Regions from separate parts of the Homo sapiens genome. Here regions 1, 3 and 4 are each linked to region 2. The links are chromatin loops, found by intact Hi-C in ENCODE. Cell type or tissue: dorsolateral prefrontal cortex. All regions are shown on one strand. Region 1 overlaps SP4 (Sp4 transcription factor). Region 2 has its middle 140 kb from the start of CDCA7L. Region 3 has its middle 55 kb from the start of CDCA7L. Region 4 has its middle 7.7 kb from the start of SP8.

Evidence for each region. Hi-C counts contacts between places; a loop is a spot of excess contacts. Peaks named below come from ENCODE experiments on the same cell type or tissue, not always from the same donor. Only the 100,000 strongest peaks of a DNase experiment are listed, where the experiment ranks them.
Region 1: it touches region 2 in a loop (3-fold over the local background); 5 of 110 quality-filtered maps call a loop at or near these places.
Region 3: it touches region 2 in a loop (7-fold over the local background); 18 of 110 quality-filtered maps call a loop at or near these places.
Region 4: it touches region 2 in a loop (3-fold over the local background); 4 of 110 quality-filtered maps call a loop at or near these places.

What each region holds. Positions count from the first base shown.
Region 1 is chr7:21,505,697-21,510,696 of GRCh38, reverse strand. The region is part of intron 5 of SP4 (Sp4 transcription factor); the gene reads right to left. Among named protein-coding and RNA genes, the nearest start is that of DNAH11, 35 kb to the left of the region's middle. In dorsolateral prefrontal cortex, CTCF peaks have their summits at 2,677 and 2,882 (motif pointing right); a DNase peak (open chromatin) is centred at 2,856.
Region 2 is chr7:22,080,189-22,085,188 of GRCh38, reverse strand. No RefSeq gene overlaps it. Among named protein-coding and RNA genes, the nearest start is that of CDCA7L, 140 kb to the right of the region's middle. RefSeq lists cis regulatory regions at 1,385, 3,386, 4,890 and enhancers at 1,313-1,457, 3,314-3,458, 4,818-4,962. In dorsolateral prefrontal cortex, CTCF peaks have their summits at 1,899 and 2,116; a DNase peak (open chromatin) is centred at 2,138; H3K4me3 peaks cover 1,750 bases; H3K27ac peaks cover 1,907 bases.
Region 3 is chr7:21,998,847-22,003,846 of GRCh38, reverse strand. No RefSeq gene overlaps it. Among named protein-coding and RNA genes, the nearest start is that of CDCA7L, 55 kb to the right of the region's middle. In dorsolateral prefrontal cortex, CTCF peaks have their summits at 2,044 and 2,246 (motif pointing right); no DNase peak of the experiment used is centred here; H3K4me3 peaks cover 391 bases.
Region 4 is chr7:20,792,066-20,797,065 of GRCh38, reverse strand. No RefSeq gene overlaps it. Among named protein-coding and RNA genes, the nearest start is that of SP8, 7.7 kb to the right of the region's middle. RefSeq lists enhancers at 531-1,239, 2,783-4,057. In dorsolateral prefrontal cortex, no CTCF peak of the experiment used is centred here; no DNase peak of the experiment used is centred here; H3K27me3 peaks cover 5,000 bases.

The sequences.
Region 1 (5,000 bases), 570 kb after region 2:
CAGATGTAACAAATATATATAATGTTCAAGGCTCATGTCCACTCTTCTTCAAAACTGCTAACCTGGGTTTTAGTTTTAATCTTGGAGGCATGAAATATCTTGGAACTATTTCAAATAAACTAAGTTAATAATTTAATAGCATACTGAGTTCTTTACAAGGCAAAAATGGGAGGCAGGCACATGCTACATTCAGAATTTAATAAAGTTTTTAGGTTTCATAAGATAACAGTTTCTGTTGTCCAAAGCAATTCTTAAATATGTTTTCTTCAAAATATAAGATAGTTTTACTGGACCGACTTCTTTGTTTTGGAATAAAAGCTAGTTTAATGTTAACTAAAAACAAAAAGGCCTTTTTGTTTTTGTGTATAATAAATGAGGCATATCAAAATTTGGTTAACTGGTTTATCCTGATGTGCACAATGAATAACTGTTAGCCGTAGATCTTCCCTCTAAAATTGTTACTTAAGGGACTGAAATGTTGTTTTCCCAGTCTGATAAAACTTGGGTAATAAGTGATAGGGTTTGGCTCTGTGTCCTCATCCAAATCTCATCTTGAATTGTGCTCCCATAATTCCCACATGTTGTGGGAGGGACCCAGTGGGAGATAACTGAATAATGGGGGTGGGTTCCCCATACTGTTCTTGAGAATAAGCCTCACAAGATACGATAGTTTTATCAGGGATTTCTGCTTTTGTGTCTTCCTTATTCTCTCTTTGCCTGCCACCATCCACACGAGATGTGATTTGCTCCTCTTTGCCCTCCACCATGATTGTGAGGCCTCCCCAGCCATGTGGAACTGTAAGTCCAATTAAACCTCTTTCTTTTGTAAATTGCCCAGTCTAGGTATGTCTTTATCAGCAGCATGAAAACAGACTAATATAATGAGAAAATTCAATTTGGATAATTTCTTTTCTTGGCCCTGCTTTTGACTTACCAATAAAAAAAATCTATAGGCTCAAGTTGGTCCACGTCAGATATTCTCTCTTTTTCTTTACATTCTCTTTTTCTTTACGTGTGTGCTTTTACTTTTGAGTAAACTTTGAAAAAACCATTAGTCTTCCTTATTATTGTTACAAACAAATATTAAAACTTACAGGAGCACTGCACTCAATACAATATTGTATTAAACATCCATCTGAAGTAACACAAAGAAGATGCACCTCCATGTCATACCACACACCAAGATACATGCTACAAAGATTTAAAACCAAGTATTAAAAAAAAAGGAAAATATTTCTATAACCTAGAGTTTGAAGGTACTTTAAAAAGTACAACAGGTTATTTAGAAACTATAAAAGAGAGAATAGACAAATCTGACTACACAAAAATAAAATACTTTGTATGACTTAAGATTCCATAAAGTTAAAGGAGAGAAAAAAAAGGTCAACAGAAGCATAAAAACAGTGTGATAAAATTTAACACATTTTGATAAGAGCTCTTGGCAAACCAGGAATAAAAATTTATTTCTTTTACCTGCTATACCCCTACATATAATTAATGGAGAAACTTCTGAACTATTACTTTATACATCAGGAACAAGATAAGAATGCTATTATATATATCATTACTATTTTCAACATAATATGAAACATTCTGACGAAGCCAACATATAAGACAGTAAAATGAACTGAGGTACAATCACTGGAAGAAAAAAATTGAAATAGATTATTATTTACAGTTATTACTATTTACATAAATAATCTGAGAAAATAAACAATTAGAATAAATTTGTCGTGGCCAGATTCACAATCAATCGATAATAAGCAACACCATCCATTAATTATATAAATCAACATGTAATGCAAATGTTGAGGCTACAGTGAGCCACTGCACTCTAGCCTGGATGACAGAGCACGGCCTTGTCTCAAAAAAAAAAAAAAAAAAAAAAAGTGTGTAGACAAGGCCCTGACCCCAGGTCAAACACAAACTCTATGCCAAGCCACAGTTGGCAAGCCTGGTCTTGGTATCTTATTCCAGGGTCTAGCTAGGTTCTGACAGGAGGAACCTGGGATTTCTCTGTACAAAGGTGGAGGCAGTGGCCTACTTAAAAAAACAAACAAACTGTATTTAGGCTGGGCGCGGTGGCTCACACCTGTAATCCCAGCACTTTAGGAGGCTGAGGTGGGTGGACCCTGAGGTCAGGAGTTTGAGACCAGCCTGGCCAACATGGTGAAACCCTGTCTCTACTAAAAATACAAAAAAAGTAGCTGGGCGTGGTGATGCACGCCTGTAATCCCAGCTACTTGGGAGGCTGAGGCAGGAGAATCGCTTGAACCAGGCGGGGTGGAGGTTGCAGTGAGATTTGGATGCTAGGAAATAAATTACCTGCTGTAACTGCCCCGGGTGTGCCTGCCTACCAGACACTCCATCTTGCAAGACCACCATTAAAAGTCTCGCTTCCATTGTTTGTGTCTCCAAGTCCATTCTTTGGGTTTGGACAGGTGAATCTGTGTTTCTCACAAACCTGGGGGCCTGTCTGGGATCTCTGTGCCTGCATGGAGTGGGACTCCAGCCGAGAGGGCAGAGGTGTCCCACCCGATTTGGGTGGCCCACTCTGTCCGGGCATCCTGGCTCCCCACAGAAGCCACAGACAAACCTGAGACTGTTATTCAGGAGGCAGCAGAGGCGACACAGGGAGAAAAGCAGGCACTGCAGCAACCAGGCAACCTCGTGCAGAAGCCAAGGGAGGAAAATTGGACTGTAAGTACTGTCTTGGTGGTTGGGCATTTTCAGAGGTTGAGTGTGTGTGACTGAGATGTACCCTAGATATGAAGCAAGTGCAGAGTCCCAATCCATGGTTCCGTTCTCCCGTGAGGAGAATGGACAAAGAATGGCCAGAGAATGGATGAAGTGATTCCATGGGTGTGCAAGAAACCTCCAGTAGGGGGTGCTGAGAACACAGGGAAAAGCTCAGACACAGACTGACCAAAAATGGGAAACAGAAATTCTAGGCCTAGGGGACAAGGGAAAGAGGGAGCCAAAGAGACTCCCTCTGACATTTACCAGCATAGTCCTATGGCCTAAGTTTGGCTCAGATAAAAATTAGGTGTGCCAAGCTTTAATTCTCTATGTGAATAATAAAACCCCAACCTCACAAGAGACAGGTTATGCTCTCTGCTGGATCAAGGAATTAGCCCCATATTCCCACTTAAAGAAGAAGAAAAAGAGCCTAGTAAAAATCCCTCACCCAGGGAAAAGCCCTGGGACCCTATCATCCATGCCCCTCCATACATCTCACAAAATAGGGGACAGGAAAATCAAGGGGCAGCAGGAGGGTTAGAGGAGGAAAGACCTGGACACCATGGCGGAGCCAAACCAACTGCTCCTCTAAATCCTTATCCAAATTTAAGAAAAGAACACTGTAAGAGGGATATTGAGAACTTCCCTATTCCTTCCACACAGCAGGCACCTAGCATGTTCCCTCTTAGGGGAGTTCCCATGGGACAGGGAGAGACTGGCTTTGTAAATGCTCCTCTTGCAAGTATTGAAATTAGGAATTTCAGGAAAAAAATGAAACCACTCCTAGAAGATCCACTCGGTTTAGCAGACCATCTGGACCAATTCCTAGGATACAGCTCTTACACCTGGGCTGAAATGATGTCCATCAAGAATATCCTATTCATAGGAAGAGAAAGGGGAATGATCAGGAGAGTGGACATGACCATCTGGGAGAGGCAACACCCTCCCAGGCAAGAAGTCTCACCAGCCAAACAAAAATTTCCAAATGTTAATCCTGAATGGGATAATAATGATCCCAGGGACTGCGCCCAAATGTAGGATCTCCAGGAACTAATAATTAAAGGGATCAAGGAGTCCACTCGTAGGACATAGGACACATTCACGATTCAACAAGAAAAAGAGGAAACTCCTTCTGCATTCCTATATAGGCTCAGAGATCAGATGAGAAAATGCTCCGGATTAGATCTAGAGGACCCAGTAGGGCAATGCCTTTTGAAGGTTAACTTTGTAATTAAGAGCTGGCCTGACATTACCAAAAAATTACAAAAGATTGATGGATGGAAAGAGAAACCAACTGAGGATTTACTGAGGCAAACTCAGAGGGTCTTTGTAAGGAGAAAGGAAGAGAAGCAGAAACAAAAAGCAAAAATCATGGTTTCCACTGTGGAAGAGGTAGTCAGAAAAGACTTACATCAAGATCCCCCACTTAGGAGACAAGGGAATTATAGATTTCAACACAAAGAAAGAAGGGAAATGCAGGGAAAAGGTCCTAAGACTATGAGTGGATGTTACAAGTGTGGAAAGACAGGGCATTTGAAGAGAGGATGTCCTAAATGGAAAAAAGAAAAGGTGATACCCCTCATGACTATTGATGAAGACTAGTCGGGGGCAGGAGCACCTTCTGAGTAGATCCCACCAGGAACCCTTAATAAATTTGAAGGTGGGACCTGAGGGAGAAGTGACATTTTTGGTTGATACTGGGGCAGCTCACTCCTCCCTAATTCACCAACCAAGGGCTACAGAACTCTCTAAGGAAAAATTGAAAGTATCAGGGGTAAAAGGGGAGGGATTTCAGGTTCCAATATTTAAGAAAATTTTAATTACATCAGGAGCAAAACAAATTGAGGCGTCACTTGTTCCTGAAGTAGGAACTAACCTCCTGTGTCGAGACCTGATTGTGAGATTGGGTTTAGGATTAGGAATAGAGGAAGGACAAATAAAAGTAATGATGGGCCTCCTGACAGAGGAGGAGGAAAGAAAAATTAAATCCCCTTGTGAGGGTTAGGGAAGGCAACAGAGGGTTAAAAATCACACCCTTACAGATTAACCTAAAACAACCAGAAGTAGTTTGCAGAGAACAATATCCCATTTCCACTGAAGGGAGAAAAGGTCTCCAACTGGTAATAGAGGGATTGATTAACGATGGACAATTAAAACCCTGCATGTTACAATACTCCAATTCTCCCAAAGAGCCTGATGGGTTGTATAGATTGCTACAAGATCTAAGGGCTATAAATCAAACTGTCCAGACCTACCACCCT
Region 2 (5,000 bases):
TATGAGGACCATCGCTTATAAGGGTTTTCCCCCTTTGTTCAGCACTTCTCTTTCATGCCACATGTGAAGGATGTGTTTGCTTCCCCATCCACCTTGATTGTAAGCTTCATGAGGCCTCCCCAGCCCTGCAGAACCATGAGACAATTAAAACTCTTTCTTTTATAAATTAGTCAGTCTTGGGTATGTCCTTATAGCAGTGCAGGAACAGACTAATACAGCTAGTGAGTGACCAGGCTGGAATTTGAACCCAGGGCTGTATGATTCCAGAGGCCTGTTACTGGTTTTCAAATTTTGGCACCCAAGGTCACCTGCAGGGCTTATTAAACACAGATTGCTGTTAAAACGCAGATGCTGGGTGGGGCCAGAGCATCTGCCTTTCTAGCAAGTTCCAGGTCCTGCTGCTGGTACAACACCAGACTTTGAAAGCAGCTTTCCAAGCAGCTCTTGGACTTTCATGGCCATAAAAATCACCTGGGAAGTTTTGTTTGTTCATTTGAGCAGATCTTCTGGCCCATTCCAGAAGATTTGGATTTGGTAAATCCAAACAGGGCCCAGGAATCTGCATTGTAAACAAGCAAACCCAGTGATTCTCAGAGGATCAGTGGCCACCCTTTGAGAAAGAATGTATTTCCTGCTTCCCTGAAGACCGATGAGGTCCTCAGCTTTGATGGCACATTGGAACCACCCGGGAAAATTTCAGAAATTTGAAGCTGAACTGATGTCTGGGATTAACCCCGAAAGATTCTAATTTCAGGTAGTGTGGGGAGGGGGTGACCTGAGCCACTGGGTTTAAAGAAAATCTCATCAGGGTGACTCTAACATGTAGACAAATTTGAGAACCACCAGCACTGCTCAAAGTAATAAGCTACCAGAGGCTGGTGACCATATGCAAGATTCCGCAGCACTTAGGTAGCAGAGCCTGGGGGCCCCAGGAGTTCTAGTTCTTCCCCAGCACTCGATCAGAAAGGGTCCCCGTCATGACTAAGACCTTTTTCCAGCCCCAAAACCTGTACATTTTCCCAGACAACTCATCAAAATTAGCATACACTCATTCACTTATTCATTTATTCATGGACAAAATGGCCATGTGGAGGCCGGATGAACTGTGAGGGCACTGGGCCAGGTTGCCTGAATCTGACCCCAGCTTCGGCACTTGCTGGGAATGTGACACCGTGCACGTTCATTATGGGGTGCCTGGCTCTCCTTATTGGAAAACCTTACCTCCTAGGCTTCTTGTGAGGAATAAGTGAGTCACTGAAGATGGAGATCTTATAACATAGTAAGCTCTAAATTAGTGTGTTTTATAATCAATCATCGAAGAAATCTCTATCCAGCAGCTACCATGTGTCAGGCACGGGGTACAACGGAATAAAACACAAGGTCCCTTATCTAATTGAGCTGACAATCAGGAGAAGAAAGTGAAAATATATCATGTGAGGGTAATAAGTTACTGCGTTTCTCTCTCTGAACCCCTCAAATGCCCAGGGGCACGATAAGTGAGGGCAGCTGGACATCCTGTCCTGTGGGGTATCGCGGATGAGGGGTGTCGGTGAGGGAAGTGTGGCGGGTCAGGACGCCCGTTCACCAGTTCGCTGCTTTACTACCCGCCGCCTTCAAGCTGTCGGGTTAAACCTTTCCAAGAAGGCTCCCTTGAGCTCTCTCTCTCTCTTCCTCTTCCCCTTTGCTCCTTCCTTCTCTCCCTCCCGCAACTGCTCCCGGGGATATGTCCCACTGTCGCTAGTGTTTCAGTTTCTCCTGCAGGATTTCCGTATGGGGGTGGGGTGGGCTGGGCTGCAGCGGGGCGGGGCGTAGGAGCACACATCATGGGGCTGCAGCGGTGGCAGGAGCTCCGTCCGCAGGGCCTGTCTGACGGAGAATGGAGCGGATTGAAGGTCGCATCTTTTCTCTTCGAACTCTGAAGGCATCTCCCAGCCGGCACTGGGGGCGCTGGCCCCTTGATTTCCTAAAAGACAACCAGTCCCCCTGCGAGACCTCGCTGGCCATTCCCGCAGCCTCCCCTCTGGCAGCGCACGGTGGTCACGGGCGGGGGGTGGGGGCCGGAGAATGGCCCCAGGCCACTCCCCCCGCCGCGCTGGGTTGCTGTGCAGCGCGGTTCCGCGGGGCCTCGGCAGGTGTCGCTGTGGTCTGGGGAGTGAGCGTCTGCGAGTCCCCGGGAGGCTGGGCGCCGCCTGACGCGGTGTTGGGGGACCGGAGTGCTGAAGAGCAAACCGAGCCTTAGGCAACCGCAGTTCCCAGACAGAGACTGTTCCTGTTGCGGTGGAGGCAGGGGGCCTTTTGGTGAAGCAGGGAGAAACCTGGATTTGACTCTTCCCGGTCCGGTGGGATCCCAGGTGCCGCTGCTCCCTCGACCTACTTGGAGCTGGCAGGTGGATGGTTCTCGAAAGGCAGTGTGATCCCAGGGATGCAGATCCTGCGTCTCCACCCTGGAGTTTCTGATTAGGAACTAGTGGGTCGAGGCCCAGGAATTTGCAGCTTTAGCGCCTCTTCTGTCACAACGGGTGCAGTTCTTGCTTAGAAAAACACTAAATCAGAAAATCAATCAGATTAAGTCAATTTGCTGGAGGTTTTCCCAAACATCTGTGTTCTAGTTCAAAATATGTTTCATCGGGTAATTAGGAAATTACATTCGTAATTTTACCTCTGAGAAGGGCAGAAAGTGGCCATTCTCACTCCTGATCCTATAGCTCACTCCCCCTCATCTCAGCAGCGTCTGCTGTCCACTCATTCAGGCCTCCACTCAAATGTCATTTCCGGATAATCTTTTCTGATCACACTACCCAAGAAAAGCGCTCCCTCTCCACAATTCCCACCATCTTATATTATTGTTATGTATAACACTCATCAATATCTAAAAATGTTGTCACCCATTGTCCTTTTAAGTTCTTCCCTCTAATAAGGACTTTTTGGTCACATTTAGGTTTTCTAAAAAATGAAAATAATCACCTCTAATAACGAAACAATGACCGTGTTGCAATTGAAAGGCAAGTCCTATAGTCAAAATTTCAGTGTTGACTTTAAATTGAGGCACATCTTCCTCGCCTTGATCTTGAGTCTTGGGGGTGGGGTTTAGACAGGGAAGGGGTCCCGGTAGCTTCTCCTCTCCTTCTGTCCTTGGCCCTGTCCTCCTCCTTTCCCTTCTTGCTTTCCCAGGTTTCTGACTTTTCCAGAAGGCAGCCCAGGGTGGGAGCACTGGTGACAAAGCTGGAAAGTTCTGCCCTTCAGTGGTGACCCCACACTAGCACTTGCTGGTTGTGGTTACCTGCAAGAACTCCGATAACAAAAAAGTATTATGGTGCTGCAAAAGTAATTGCTGTTTTGGCCTTTAAAAGTAATGGGCAAATCGCAAATACTTTTGCATCAACGTAATACTAAAGATCTGCCACATGCAGCAAGTGCCAGTGTTGGGTCACGGGAGTACATACTCTTCCCTGTGTAGTCCTTTCACGGGGAGTGTGAACTCTCAGGGGGAAAGGCTTGGGGAACTGAGTCCTTCCTTACCTCCCTCAGCCCCTAGAAATGTAGTCATCCTCCAGCCAAGACCACTCCAGTTACTCCTGGCTATCTTCCCAGACAGGACCCAAGGTGACCCTACAAAAATTCTTCCTCTCCTGTGTTCCCTCCCCACTCTGGTTCACAGAAAATATTCATGCAATCTTGTCCAGGCTGGGTTTGCAGACCAGCCCCCGAGTCGCCCATCCCTTGGATTTATCACTGTGGGCCAGTGTGTTGTGTCCCCTAAGCACAGGACATCCAGAGTAAGCCCTTAGAGTAATCTTACTGAAGCTTCTTTAAGTGTCTGGGCTTTCCCTGGTGGGAGGTAGAGGAGGTAGGAGCCACAGCACAGTTGCAGCTTCTTCTGAAGAAATCTGCCTACTCTCAACCTCAGAACCATTTTATACTGTGGATACGTATATTAGGCAGTAATCAGGATAAATTATGTTTTAATATGTTGTTTTTTTAAAAAAAATCCATATTAATGCAAAAAAATTATAAGCAAAATATCAAAATTATAAATAAAGACAATATCAGTACTCCGGGTTTTAGAGGCACACAAGCAAGTGGGCTTTCTTTCCTCTCCTTTTTCCACGACTCCTTCCCACTTGGGATGTATTTTCTACTGTCTTGGAGCCTTTGCCAAAACTTCCATATAAAGACCATGAGGGCAGGGACTTTGCCGTGAAAATTGCTAAATCTTCAGTGTTGGCATTTGGCAAATATCTGGGAATGAATATATGAGTTATGGTTTCTGATTCTTGGATGTTCTTTTATTAGGGAATTTACAGTGGAAAATAGCTGTGGGAAAAAAAGCTTGGCAATGCTACATTTCACTTCTACATGTTGACTTTACCTCTATGACATAGCTTTATTTATTTTTTAACATTTATTTTAGGTCTGGGAGTAATGTGAAGGTTCGTTATATAGGTAAACTGCTGTCACGGGGGTTTGTTGTACAGGTTATCTCATCACCCTGGTATTAAGCCATAGTTATTAATAACTTAAGCCAACAGGTATTTTTTTCTGCTCCTTTTCCTCCTCCCACCCTCTTCCCTCAAGTAGACCCCAGTGTCTGTTATTGCCTTGAGTTCGTGAGTTCTCATCCTTCAGCTCCCGCTTATAAGTGAGAACATGTGGTATTTGGTTTTCTGTTCCTGCATTAGTTTGCTAAGGATGGTAGCCACCAACTCCATCCGTATTCCCGCAAAAGACATGATCTCATTCTTTTTTATGGCTGCATAGTATTCCATGGCATACATGTACCACATTTTCTTTATCCAGTCTGTCATTGTTGGGCGATTAGGTCGATTCCATGTGTTTGCTATTGTGAATGGTGCTGCAGTGAACACTGTGCATGTGTCTTTGTGGTAGGACGATTTATATTCCTCTGGGTATATACCCAGTAATGGGATTTCTGGGTCAAATGGTAGTTCTGCTTTTAGCTCTTCGAGGAATCACCATATTGCTTTCCACAATGGTTGAAC
Region 3 (5,000 bases), 81 kb after region 2:
AACCCGGGAGGTGGAGGTTGCAGTGAGCTGAGATTATGTCACTGCACTCCAGCCTGGACGACAGAGAGACACTCTGTCTCAAAAAAAAAAAAAAAATTAATTAAATAAATAAAATAAATTGTAGTTTAAAAAGAAATTGTTGGCAGGCCACATCAGATAAGTAATGCAAAAAGGTTAACATAGTTTTGTCATCTAGCTTAGTGCATGGAATGCCCACAGGCTTTAGCAATGGAGGAGTCTGCATTTTAGGTCGGGCTTTACTGCTTGGTGGCTGTGCGACCCTGGGAAAATTAATTAATTGCTCTGAGATTCCCATTTGCCATCTCTAAAATGGGGATAAAACAACAAATAAAGTGTGTAATGTGTCTGGCATATAGTAGGCACCTATCAAATGGAAATAGCTGATTTTGTTAGTGTCATCTAAATTGTGTTAATACCTTTGCTGATGTTTTGGGAAACTTACAATAAATAGCATACAATTTCATTGGCCATGTAGATAACGGTAGCAAACATTTATTGAAGATTTTTTTTTAAATCTGCCAGGCACTGTCTCCAGTGCTTTATTAATCTGTTCAGCATCCTAAGAACTCTATGAGATAATGTGCCATGATGATCATCATCCCATTTTACAGGCGAGGATATTGAATAAAGAGAGATTAGCAACGTGCCCTGTGCATAGTTAGTAAATTACAGAGCCTAGACTCAAACCCAGACACCAGGTCCATACCCTTGACCAAGCCAAGAATATAACTTCAGAAAAATGCACTGTGGAAGGAAGACTGAGATGCCAGCCTCTACTCTGCTTTTTATGAGGCAAAGTCGCTCCAGCTCTGAGACTTCATCTCCCTTCTGTAATGTGAAGGATCATGCTTGTCCTCACAGGATTACAAAGTCAAGTACAGACATACTGCTTTTTGTTTCCATAATGGTCTCCTGGAAACCACATTGTGAGGTAAATCATTGCCAAGTGTTGCATATTTTCCCATAGGAATGATGTTCTAATTGCAGGTTATATTCCTGAACAAGGCCTCAGAATCAAGCAAATCATTAATATGACCCAAAATGTGTCAAAGGAGAAGATATTAAACAACTATAAACCTTTAGCATCCTTTTAAGAATAAAATTGTCTTCCAGGTTCTGCAAAATAGGCACATACAAACTATTCCCGGGTTAAGCAAGTACATGAAGAGAAAAAGCACTGCTAACAAACTGAGCCCATATGTTGAGTATTCTTGCCTTTAATAACACTTAATTAGTAATGGTATTGCTCTTTTTAGAATTTAGAATAGTTTTGGAGGCAATCATTTAATGGCTTATGGCTTACATTATTGTTTTCTGTGAAAAGCAGAGGCATTGAAAATAACTCCAGTGATCTCCCTGTTCCTCTTAAAATGGGGATTAGTGTTTTCCAGTTTAGTCACTACAGAGTCCAAATATTTAAGGCACCCCTAAGAACTGGCGGTTTGGGGGCAGAGATGCCTCTTGAAACTGGTCTTTTAATTTATTTTCTGTTCTGTGATTCAACTTCGCCTCCACCCCACTCCCCCTCTTCCATGTGAGGGACAGTTAGAAAGATGGGGAACCTAGCAGGTTGGAAAATATTGAGCTTCTTGTTCCGTTGCCGCTTTATTAATAGAAGGTATCTGGGGGTTGATTGAATGGATAAACACCCAAAAGAGACAAAAGTAGAGACCCTACTGTCCACATGAAACTGAAGTGAAATAGTGATGTACATTGACCTAAGCTGTGAGGACTAAAGCATTTGGAACAATGATGATTATGTCTGTTACTAAATAGAAAAATCCATTTACAGTACAATAAGCGTAATATGATTCCATCATTGTAAATAATTAAAACACAAAGAAATTTCAAAGCATAGCTATATTTTAGCAGGAGAATTACAGTGATTATGTTTTCCTTTTGCCGCTTCCCTAAATGTTTTTATCCTTCTACAAAGGGCAGATTCTTTGCGATCCTTTTTTTCTATTTCAAAAGAAAAAGAAACTTGGACTGATAGATGCTTGTCTGTTTCTATTTGCTCTGGTATGAAACCCTTCAGCAACATTTGTAGGCTGGTATGTGGTATGTGGTTTCAGTGCATACCCAGGAATTGACCATGTCTTGCCCTATGATAACATATTAATTAATAAAATAGGGCTGTTCATATCACTAACTGAGAATTGAGATGTTAACATTTTTAGCCCATATGAAAATTTCTAGAGTGTCCTGTAATTCTGAGTTACTCCAGTAGATGGCAGGGTTGTACAAAAACAGCCAATCAATTGAGGCTGAAGGACTAGAGAAAGATTTTTGCTGTCTTTCTAGAAGAGCCCTCCCTCCCTCAATGGACAAATCACCGGAATGAGGTGAATAATAAAAACGGTATTTTCTTCCGTAGTACAATGTGGATGGTGTTAATGGGAAAGTTATTTTATCTATTTAAATACGTATGTATTTGGTAATTCTCAGGCCGGATGTTTTTATCCACGATATTAACAGAGAGGGTTAACCCTCTCTCTCCCCGCCCACCACCAAGTTTAACAACTCTTTGGTTTAAAGAAAGAGGGTCTCAGAAACCTTAGCTGTATTTTTATTTCTTTTCCTATATTACTACTCTGAGGTAAAGGTACGAAGTGAGGGATTGACACCCTTTTTTGTTAAATGTTTTCCTTTGTTTTATATCTGAAAAAGTACAACTGGGTGGTGGAAAGATCAGATGCTTTGTACCCTAAAGGGTTCTCATCTTGGGTTTTCCACTCACCCCCTGGGCTGATTCCCTGATTTCTCCAAGCCCCAGGTTCCTCATCTGGGACAAATGGAGCTAGCAGCAAGTTCCAGATGTGTGTCTCTAGGGATTAGCTGTTTACATACACACAGCTTGCTGACATGCCCTGCACAGCATGGATCCCCAATAAATGGTGGCGATTCATACTAAAATCAGTATTGCCATAGGATCACATTGATGGATTAAACTATCCCACGATTAATTTCTGCTTTTATTCAATCTTCCAACATTGCCTTAAACTGAGGCAAGATAATTTTGCCAGCCTTGAGGTGGGATCTGTGTCTTTTCTTTTCTTTCTTTCTTTCTTTCTTTTTTTTTTTTTTTTTTTTTTTGAGATAGAGTCTCGCTCTGTCACCTAGGCTGGAGTGCAGTGGTGCGATCTCGGCTCACTGCAACCTCTGCCTCCCAGGTTCAAGCCATTCTCCTGCCTCAGCCTCCCGAGTAGCTGGAACTACAGGCGGGGGCCACCATGCCTGGCTAATTTCTGTTATTTTTAGTAGAGACAGGGTTTCGTCATGTTGGCCAGGCTGGTCTTGAACTCCTGTCTTCAGGTGATCCACCCGCCTCGGCCTCCCAAAGTGCTGGGATTACAGGCGTGAGCCACCGTGCCTGGCCCTATGTCATTTCTTAAAGAAGTGTGGACATCAGCAACTACCTTAAAGTGATATATGTATACTAGAGTGCTGTCTTCACCAGAAACAAAATACTGTTGTTTTTTGTTTCGTTTTGTTTTAAATAGGGTCTTACTCTGTCGCCCAGGCTGGAGTGCAGTGACATAATCATAGCTCACTGCAGCTTCAACCTCCTGAGCTCGAGCGATCCTCTTGCCTTAGCCTCCCAAAGTGTTGGGATTACAGGCATGAGACACCATGCCTGGCCACAAAATCCTGTTTTAGTAAAGAAGATGACGGTTATTGCTTAAGCACATGCATTGATGGTGGAGGGATGATGTTTGCCCAGGAGGGCGACTGGGGACTCATGATCTCATGCCCCAAATGGATCTTACACATCATATGACTCAACATACTCGTTGTACAGACAAGAAAACTTAGGCCCAACATGGGTTTCGTTTTTAAATTTTTCTTTTGAAATAATTTTAAACATACTGAAAAGTTGCAAAATTGTACAAAGAGTTTCTATATACCCTTCATTCAGTTTCTTCTAATACATGGCCATAACATAATCTTACATAACCACAGTAAGTTATGTAAAGAAATTAAGGCTGGGTGCAGTGGCTCATGCCTATAATCCCAGCATTTGGGAGGCCGAGGCGGGCCGATAACCAGAGATTGGGAGTTCGAGATCAGCCTGGCTAACATGGTGAAACTCCGTCTCTACTAAACATACAAAATTTTCTGGGCGTGGTGATGTGTGCCTGTAATCCCAGCTACTCGGGAGGCTGAGGAAGGAGAATCGCTTGAAGCCAGGAGGTGGAGGTTGCAGTGAGCTGGGATTGCGCCACTGAACTCCAGCCTGGGCGACAGAGTGAGACTCGGTCTCCAAAAAAAAAAAAAAAAAAAAAAAAGATTTTGAACACAGCTACAATACTGTGAACTGAATCTACTAACCTTTTTTGAATTCCTATTAACATCCTTTTTCTGTTCAAGGCTCAGCCTAGGACCCTGCGTGGCAATTAGTTGTCATGACTCCTTAGTCCCCTCTAGTCTATAACAATTTCTCAGGTTTTTCTTGCCTTTCCTGACCTTGTCACTTTTGAAGACTACGAATCGGTTATTTCATAGAATGTGCTTCAATTTGGGTTTATCTGATATTTTCTCATGGATAAAGGAGGTCAAGCATTTTTCGCAGGAATGCCATGGAAATCAGATTGCGCCCTTCTCTGTGCATCAAATGACGTCCTATGTCTCTTTCTACAGATATGAACCTTCATTCCCGGTCAAGGAGGTGACTACCAGTTTTTCCAAAGTAAAATGACTATTTTCCCGTTAGTAATTGGTTAATAAATGTATCTGGGAAGATACTTTATGCAAATATCTTGTTTCTCCTTAAACTTATAGCCACTAATTTTAGCATCCTTTGATGCCTACAACCATTTTTACTGTGGGGTTTCCCCCCATTTCCTCTTTTCCCTCTGCATGTATTAATAGGTTCTGTAACGAAGATGTGTCCCTTCTCTCCCATTTATTTACTACGTTACATCACTGTGGACTCATGGATATTTACTTCCGTCTATGGCTTATAATCCAATGCTATT
Region 4 (5,000 bases), 1.3 Mb after region 2:
ATTCAGATCACCGTAGCTTAAGTTAGAAAAAAGAATAGTTTTTTTTACTTAAATGGTAAATCAACAGCAAATCACCTAATAAAAAATATTTATGAATATCTGCGGCTTATTTTTGAAGTTTTAAATTCTATATATCAATTACCCTGTTTTCAGTTAAATTTGTTAAAGTTGATTAAAACACTGAAATCGAGTCAGTCAATAAAATCAATAGTGCAAGTTTCTTCTAGTAAAAAAGATCCTCTTTTGGTTTGACTATGGCTCGTACTAATTTGCTGCGCACCTATTAGTTTCATTTGGTTAAGTATGTCAAAATTTTTGAAATCACTTTCGTTATCTAGGCTTAGAGGACGTCTTGAAACTAAGCAGAAAAATAATCAAAGTGGATTTATTAGTTTTTCCCTTTTTAGCTATAGTTTCAAATAAACTGACATTGGGTATTACTAGTCAAATCGTTTCACTTTGCAAATGGGTTTCCCCAGTTTCAGAAGAGAGGAAGTTATGCCTAGGTTAGAATACTACTAGAAAACTACTGAAGCACTATCTACAGAAAAACTCAAGAACTTTCTGTCGTTAATAGCTGCCCTTTTGAAGGTAAAGGGCATTCCATTTCAGGGCTGTAAATGCCAAGTGTAGACTCCAAAGTAGTGGGTTTTGGTTTTCCAATGTTTGCTTTCTTCAGTGTTGATCAAAGACCAATATGTTTGCCCTATGAGGCCCCACTGAAAAATGTTTTTAGAGCAATTACAGACATAACAATAATCAATCTGTTCAGCTTATTTCTTTTACCTTAAGAAATCTTGCCCCCTCCCCCCCAAAAAGAAAAGAATGAAAGAAATATTTTAATAAAGGAGAGAGAAAGAGGTACTATATTGGCGATTGAGGGTTAAGTGCAAGCACTCCAAGAGAAAAAAAGGTTGATCTTCACTCCTCGGCTCTTTCTAAGACCAGCACTCGTGGCCCTTGTTTTGAATTAAAATGGGCAGCCTCCTTTAGTAGCCAGCAGGGTCCTTGTTATTTAAGATGGAGAATCTTCAGGGCCATGGTGGGGGGAGGGAGCGATGCAAAGTGTTTAGGGGAAATTAAGCTGCAGGGAAAAAAAATTCAGCAAGTGGGAAGGTTCGGATGAAGATCTTGTGGAAAATTATCTGAACAACCTTTATTACTTTTCCAGAATTCATAAGCAGGAATCAAGATCTTATTTCCTCTTAAAAAATAACCTCTGCTCAGAACAAGAGTTGGTACTCATCAAGTCTTAAATAAAAACATGCCCTCTGTTCCATCTAGAAGGGTGTTTCTGTCTGGGATTGGAAGTGGGGACTTGGCACCTAATAATGTAGACACCCTTGAACCGAGTGATTAGCGCATCAAACCAAGTTTCCGACAGTTGATACGGATATTTTATTTCCAGCACCTTCTAAAGTGGAGCCGGTTTCTCCTCAGTGGGTCCCCCTCCCTGTAGGCCTACACTCAACAGCCCTAAACTCAGGGCAGGGGGAGCCTAAGGCGGCCAATGCCTCTCTATTTAAAGGGGGTGAGGGGCTGCATGGACTTGACACCATAAGCAGGAGTAAACCCATTTGTAGCCAAGGTTGATGAAATAAATAATTCGGGTTCCCAGGCTGGGCGTAGTGGCTCACGCCTGTAATCCCAACACTTTAGGAGGCTGAGGCGGGTGGATCACCTGAGGTCAGGAGTTCAAGACCAGCCTGGCCAACATGGTGTCACCCCGTCTCTACTAAAAACACAAAAAATTAGCCGGACATGGTGGCGGGCGCCTGTAATCCCAGCTACTGGGGAGGCTGAAGCAGAAGAATCTCTTGAACCCAGGAGGCAGAGGTTGCAGTGAGCCGAGATCGTGCCATTGCACTCCAGCCTGGGCAACAAGAGCAAAACTCTGTCTCAAAAATAATAATGATAATAATAATAATTAGGGTTCCTTCAGTTTTCATCTAGAACTCTCCAGTCAGCAGCAAAACCGTCGATGTTTTCTTAGCAGGAGAAAACTGCGAATGTGCGGCCCACTGGGACAAGATCTTTGTGAAGTCCTGCAAAACCCCTGAACTCAGTCGTGAAAAATGTTTCAAAAATGAGCGGGGCCAAAGCTTTCGATGGGTAGGGATGAGCTGGCAGGGGTGGTGGGAGAGTGGCAACCCATGACTCAGACCTCTGTGGGGGGCGGGATTCACCCTGACAGTTGTGATGCACCAAGTAAAACCTGAATTCACAAGGCACCCTTTGCTGTGACCAATACAGACGTCCAGTTTAATTACCACGGAAGCTGTCCTGGCTGATTCAATTTGACATAGACGTATGACCCACCTCGTTTACTAGAGAAAGACGGGCTCAAGAGAGACCCATTTCCCTTGGGCGGCACAGGAAAGCGGTGGAGTTGTGGGCAGGCGACAACTTCACGTGTGTGTGTGTGTGTGTATGTGTGTGTGTGTCTGTCTATATAGGTGTCGGTGCATATATTCTTTTTCCAAACATCTTTGGAAGTTGTTTTCGCACTTGTAATTTACAAACCAAGTAAATTTCAAAGAGCTTATACTGCTTTCAGACACCTAAATGCACCTTCAGCTTTCCTCCCAAATTAGATTGCAGCTTTACTTTTATTTTTCTTTGCTAAGAAATATGAGAACTCACCATCTGAACCCCCGTATAGGGCACAATCACTCAAGAGAAGTGAGTTAGTTAGAAAATATAATTAAGGTAGATTTTAAATAAAAAAGTTAAAGTGAAGCATACACAAAAATATCCCAATGTACTTTGTAAACGCATTCAGGAACTCAAATATCTGCTGGCACTAGCAGGTCCTCACAAGAATTCTTTGCTCTAGTATCCTTCAAAATGGCTCCTGATATCCCCACTTCTTAAGAAAATAAAAGTCAGCAAAAGCCTGCACCCAAATTTTGGTTGGGATTCAATATTCTAAGCAAAATATGCTCAACAGATGATAGTAGAGATGAAGCCAGAAAACAACTCCAGCTATTTAAACTGCCAAATGAGACATAAAGCTGCATTGTAAAAATCATCTGGAAAACAGGTTTTCCCATTGAAGTCGCTATGTGTTAATTACTGTGAGCTGGAAGGCTGGAGATCGAACGCCTGGAAGCCGACTTTCACCCCGCATACGTAAACGGAAAAAGTGCTGAACCGCAGCCAGAGGGCTCCTGCTCGGACTCATTGCCATGCATGCCTAGACATTAATATGTGTTCATGGAGGGCTCTTACAGTACGAGGTGTTATTTCCTTATAAAGAAACACCAGGTCTCGCTTTCCATTCTTCTTACAAAATTATTCGCATTATTTATGCTACATTGAGCGATCTAATTTCTTCGTGATAGTCAGCTAATTGCTCTGGCAGGTAATTAGAAGCGGTTTACAACGCAAAGGGCTTTTGCATTGCCCCTCGGATTATTAAGTTGCGCTGTAAATTATACCACTTTTGCTGGGGAAAAATTCTTTTGAGCAAGTTCTCTTCCTGCGATCCGAGATGAAATCGGCTCCCCCACTCATATACACCCCTCCCTAGCCACCCCCACTGCCACCACACCCCCTGCTTTTCCTGGACTCAGAGTCGAATGATTCTAAAGCACGCGATTTTGTTCGTGTTCACTGGGCCGAAATAACGTGGCCATTATGGCCTGAAATGGGCCAGGTTTGAAGCGAGCTTCCTGCGCGCCTGCAATATCCAGCAGGCATGTGGGAAAAGAACGGCTTAAATGGGGACATCTGTTCAGTGCTGCTCATCTTACTCTTAGAGCCAGGTCAGGTTAAGAGAATAACCTGTTCGCCACCTTTTTTCTTGTTAATAAGACTATTAGAAAAAACCGAGCACACACACACAAACAACACTAATTGAGCTGCCATATAAGCAAAGAATCACACACACACAAAGGTAGCAGCTGAGTTACAAGAGGAACAGTAAAAATTAACCATTGAGCTATTTCAGGGGACATCCACAAAACTTCTGTCAAAATAAAATAAAATTAAAAAAAACTTATGTAGACTCAAAAATATTCTCTACACAAATGGACTTGTGCAAGAGACTTTGAGAACTCAAGAAAGCATGGCTAATTTTCAGATTTTCATTTTAATAAAACTGACCTGAAAGTAAACTCCAATGAACAATTTTTTAGGCTTTCAAGTGCTCGAAGACGCCACACTTTCTGGTCATTGGTGTTATTTTGGGTAGTGTTATCTCTAAGAATCTGTTGACAAACCCAAAGTGGGAGCATGCTAGTTTGTCCCCTGGTTTTAGAAAGTGAATTGTATCCCCTTTCACAAATATCACACATTTGTAAACCTTATACAGTGATTTGAACACATGTGTGGTTAAACCCAGAGACCTGGAGCAGCTCCTAGATTATTTGTAATTAAACACAATTCCCAGAGTAACATTTATCTTCCCAAAACTGCGATTGCAATTGTCAACCGTCTGGAGGAGACCCCGGGGTAATCTGGGAGCATTACCTCCTCTACTAACAGAACAGAATGAAAAGAAATCAATAGTGTTGAGGATAAGCATTTAGTAGTTTTTAACTCTGCATGTTAGCTGTAAGAAAGTGATATATAATACCAAAAGAGAAAATAACAGAAACAAATCCATTCTAGGAAAAAAATCAGAGACACACTCATCTGAATGTCTAAGCTTCTCTTTTGCTCTCTTGCCTTGAACGACAGTCACACACAAACACACACCATTCACACTAAATGAGCAAACTCTTTTCCCTACATGTGTTTCCTTCATTTATATGATGAAGGAGAAATACAAAGTGCTGTAGAATTAATTATCAATTTTATCCATGGGCTGGCAGAGATGAATATAAAAAGTACTGTAGAGTGCAAGCCTGAATGTAGAAGTAGCACGAGGCCACATTAACATAGCATGAAGATATGAACATTATGTGTGTTGACAATAAATAGGGAAAGGTGTTTTGTTTTCTTCCTTTAATACAGGCTGTACACAGAGATGGAGATTTTGAACATCAATTTTGGTA